Regions from separate parts of the Homo sapiens genome. Here region 2 is linked to region 1. Evidence: chromatin loops called from intact Hi-C (ENCODE). Cell type or tissue: endothelial cell of umbilical vein. All regions are shown on one strand.

Region 1 (2,500 bases):
ATGCCCAATTCCTTGCCCTGTAACCCTCCAATACTAGTTAGTTCTCACCTATATAAGCTGAGTATTGGATCCAGTGCCACATTAAATGCCCATTATTTGTGTAAGCAGAAGTTGCAGCTTTCTGAGCTTAGAGGCGATGTCATCCAGTGGTTGGAGGAGTTGGTCAAAATGCATGGGTTGGACACCTACCTCCACCATGTATTGCCTGGGGGCTTGGCAGATGTAATTAAGGACCTCAAGGTGAGATCATTCTGGATCAGGTGGGCCCTAAATCCAATGACAAGTGTCCTTCTAAGACAGGAAGACACAACAGAGAGCAGGAGGCCATGTGAAGACAGAAACAGAGATTCACAAGCCAAGGAATGCCTTGGGCCACCAGAAGCTGGAAGAAGGAAGGAACACATTCTCTCTTAGAGCCCCAGAGAGAGCCCAGCCCAGCCCACCTCTTGATTTCAGAGTTCTGGCCTCCAGAACTCTGAGAGAATAAATTTTCGTTTTATTAAGTCACCCAGTTTGTGGTTGTTTGCTACGACAATTCTGGGAAATTAATATGATGGATGGGTCTCACAATCCTAATACTGAAAGAAAAAAATCCAAGTTACAGAAAACACGGATACCATCTCAACAGCGTTTCAGAAACGTGAAACCCGTACATTGTACCGTTTAGGAACACATATGTATCGGCAAAAGCGTAATGAAACAAATGGGAATGATGAACACCAAATTTAGAGAAGTGGAAACTGTAAAGAGAAGGAAGGGAATACAGCTGAGGGGGCACAAAGGCTTCACCTGTTTGGATGGTAATGCGTTTCCCAAGCTGAGTGGCAGAGTCAAGTAGAATCAGTATCATAGGTTTACACCTTTGTGTAGGACTTAACTATTTCATTACAATAAAATTTAAAAGGGAAGAAATGAAAAAGGACAAAAAGGAAGGTTAATAGCACATTGAAGATGGGGGAGCTTCTTTCTTGGATAAACATACAACCATTCAAGGTCAAAGCGGGATGATTTGGTGCATATGTATCTCCTGCTACTTAATAACCAGGTGAAATTCAGTTTGTTAATATTCAGTGTTCTGATGTTGCTTATAAATAATTCCAACAGTAACCTTTTCATTGGAAAAACACCTGTACAGTGCCAACTCTGATTACTCCCTGTGGATATTGCTTAGCTAAAAATTAATATATCATACTTTCTAGAATGACAGACTGTGGGCTGGAATAAGAGAAAACAGTAATTTATAAGATGGAGTAATTATTGGAGGATTCAGGTACCATTTACTGACTTTTTTTCTTTATCCTGAAGCCAACAAAATTATCGAGTCCACATTCTCAGTCTTTTATTAGCCTTTATCTTAGGTTGTCTATCAAAAACAATATTTCTGTGGATTAATAAACACCACAAACACATAATAAACTGCACAGGCCCCTGGTGTTCCTAGGCAATACGTGAGCTAAGCTGAAGACCATCAAAGTGAGCTGGCCAGCGCTTGCTACCTCGGCGTGGCTGAGGCCTCCTCGCTGGCTGCACTACCGATAATATGCACGAGGTGGCAGCAACGTCACGGCCGCCAGCCCGGGGCCTCCACGGGCGACTGAGGCTGCGCAGTTGACTTCCTCATCACCAACAGGGCAGTCTTGGTTTCAAAACCAGATCTGGTTGTTTCTTTGAGCGCTAGGATTTAGACAAACATTGTGATTATTTTCAATTAAAAATTATTCATGCCAAACATACAACCATAATTCGATATCTAGTATAAGTAGCCTTCTCTTTCCTTTTTTTTTCCGGACACTCAATGGTGAAATGCTTCATTACTTTAAAAACATGCCCAGGCCGAACGATGGGGACTCTAAAAAGATCAGCGGTTTGCCAGGGGTTGGGGAGGAGGGAGATGAATAGGTGGAGCACGGAGGATTTTTAAGGCAGTGAAAATACTCTGTATTATAGCATAATGAGTTCTATGTAGTTATAAATTTGTCCAAACACATAGAATGTACACCATAAAGAGTGAACACATAGAATCCCAGCACTTGGGACTAAGGTAAGTTGTGGACTTTGGGTGATAAGGTAACAAATGTACCCTCTGGGGAATGTTGATAAGGGGGGAGGCAGTGCATATGCAGGGCAGGGGTGGGGATATGGGAAATCTGTGTACCTTCTACTCAATTTTGCTGTAAACATAAAACTGCTCTAAAAAAAATAAAATCTTTTAAAAATGCCTATTTCCAAAAGTGTGCTAGGTATGTCAACATTTAAAAAATAATGACAATTATATAGGAAAGGTACCCTGAAAATCTATATCTACAATATTCAAAGAGAAACAGTCTTCCAAATAATTAGCATTTTATGAAGGACAGAATCATTTGACAGCAGGTAAATTACAACTGGCTCCAGCCATCTCTTCTTGTAGGGCATTATTGCTAAAATTCAGAATCAGCTGAGAAATGGCACATCAAGGCTGTGTCTTTCTGTGCCAGATTTGGAAGCTCTGAACCCTTGT
Region 2 (2,500 bases), 220 kb after region 1:
CAATGGCTTCTTTATAGACTAAGTCTTCTCTCGCATATTCTTCTTCATGGTAAATTTGGTAATTTGGCAAATATATTTTTTAAACTGGTTGGCGTTAGTTACTGTGGACCCAAGGTTTTTTAAAAAGCTTATTATATATGAACATCAAAAAACCTAATCAAATATAGCTAGTGACCTGAAATAATCGACACTAAGATATATAAAATTTTAAATTAAATCACAATGATACACAGCTATATAAATGTAAATGGACATTGCTAAATTTGGCATCTTGCTGCTTCTGTTACTAATGCTTACATTAGATAACATACCACTCTATATCATACCTTTGCTGAATTTTTTTCACTCATGAAATCACCAAAATTAGCTTCTAATTCTCTAATTGCTTAAATTTCCCGCCTATTTTTTAAAAGAGATACAAACATTAATACTAAAACAGACTTAGATGCTTTCTATTTTTCAGTATTCTGTTGTCATTTCTTTGTTCTAGAACTGAGTTTAAAAGATACATAAAAGAGAACAAATCTCATTTTGAATGAGGGTTACCCATATATAACAGAAATGGAAAGAATAAAAAACTTCCATTTAATCTTATATCATATGAATTTTTTAATGAGAAAATCAACTAAAGCTGACAGCAAAAGTTAGCGGGGAAAAGGATGTAATTTTGAGATGTCACCATGCCTCCACAGTGCCAAAGGCCGAGGGGCTGTATACAGGATTAGGCCTATTCAACCTTCTGCCCTCTCAATCCTACCCCTGGGGCAAGGTTCACAAAGAGGTTGGAGGCTGGGCCCTGCTTGTGCCAAGTCCTTTGTTTATTTCCTTCTTTGATCTGTTGTCTCCTATAGATTGAAATGATTTCCCTCCAACCACAAAATATCCAATCTAAGCAACTCATTATAAAGTCTTCCCTTATCGAGACTGATGAAAATCTAACTTCAATTTATTTAAGGTCACATCAACTCCAGATGAACACAGTATGTGCGTATAAAATAACCAGATAAACAGTAAAAGTCACAGAACTAGCTGTCACTAGGACTGACTCAAGAGGAACAGGAACAGACAGTGACTCAGCCTTGCACACCACCAACCGTTCATATTTTTGTAAAGCAATAGGAAATGCTATGGTTCTTTCTAAAATAGGATAGTGATAGTTTAAAAGAAATAAATGCAATGTGCTCATTGCTGAGTGATGATATATGCGAGGGTGTTACAAATTAACACTACATATACTCCTAACTAGGGTAAGGGAAGTGCTATGATCCGAATATTGGTGTTTCCCCACAATGCATATGTTGGAACTAATATCCAACATTATAGTATTAAGAAGTAGGGCCTTTTGGGAGGTGATTAAGTCATGATGGTTCTGCCCTAGTGAATGGGATTAGTGCCCTTATAAATGAGGTTGAAGGGAGCTGCCTTGTCTCTCCTACCATGCAAGCACACAGCAGCAAGGTACATGCAAGCACACAGCAGCAAGGTACATGCAAGCACACAGCAGCAAGGTGCCATCTTGGAAGCAGAGAGCAAGCCCTCCCTCACCAGACACTGAATCTGCTGGTACCTTGATCTTGAACTTCCAGCCTCCAGAATTGTGAGCAATAAATTTCTGTTGTTTATAAATTACTCCATCGAAGGTATTTTTTAATAGCAGCCAAAATGAACTAAGACAGCAAGAATGAAAATCCCTGTGTACCTATCATAAGCCACTTTTGACATAAATATATAAGGATTTTCAACTTGTATGCATATCTATATGTGTTCACATAAGTATGTAGGCATAAAGTTGGACTACACTAATTCCTGGGGATGAGAGGTGGAAGAGCTGTTTCCAAACTACTCTTTAGAGATATACAAGCTTGGCTTGCTGAGGAAGACATAGAATTCTTCATCATAAGGAGCTGGCTAGTTACAGATCTTGGCCCCCAGGATTAGTAAATGCTCCGCCTAACATGTGGGCTTTTTGCTTTACCGATATGAAGGGAGGGTGTGTGTATGTGGTGTGTGTAGACACATGCTTAAGCTGAGAAAAAGCATGGGAGAGTTGAAAGATTCTAGGTTTGGAAGACTACTGACCTAGATCGTCATAGATTTTGCATTCGGCATAACCATTCCATTCCCACAACCATGCTCTCTGCCTCACCGAGGTCTTGTGCACTACTAACTCATTTGAGAGCACTATGCAGACTGAAAGCAAGACACAAAGGGAAAGAACGTGTTCTCCAGAAAGTGTGTTCGCATAGGGTTGTGAAAATTCACCTGCAACATTAGCACTTTGCTGAGTAATAAGTTTTGAGTTTCATGACTTCCATCCACTCAGGAGTATATACTCTCTGAAAGAGGTAATGCAGTCAGCTAGGTAAGTTTATCACTAATCTCTGATTCGAGTTTAACAATTAAAAAAGAACAGGTACTTACCAAAGAGACCATTAGAAAGTACCTAAAGGTTAGTCCATTTAGATTTTTTAATATTCTGCTTTGTTAATTTGAAAAGATA

What was found. Peaks named below come from ENCODE experiments on the same cell type or tissue, not always from the same donor. Only the 100,000 strongest peaks of a DNase experiment are listed, where the experiment ranks them.
Region 2: a loop joins it to region 1, with 2.9 times the contacts of the local background. A loop is called at or near these places in 5 of 110 quality-filtered maps.

The regions. Positions count from the first base shown.
Region 1 is chr2:171,572,715-171,575,214 of GRCh38, forward strand. No RefSeq gene overlaps it. Among named protein-coding and RNA genes, the nearest start is that of CYBRD1, 51 kb to the left of the region's middle. In endothelial cell of umbilical vein, a CTCF peak has its summit at 1,546 (motif pointing right); a DNase peak (open chromatin) is centred at 1,567.
Region 2 is chr2:171,797,583-171,800,082 of GRCh38, forward strand. All of the region lies in intron 13 of SLC25A12 (solute carrier family 25 member 12), which reads right to left. Among named protein-coding and RNA genes, the nearest start is that of SLC25A12, 95 kb to the right of the region's middle. RefSeq lists an enhancer at 577-1,107. In endothelial cell of umbilical vein, no CTCF peak of the experiment used is centred here; a DNase peak (open chromatin) is centred at 1,009; H3K27ac peaks cover 1,457 bases.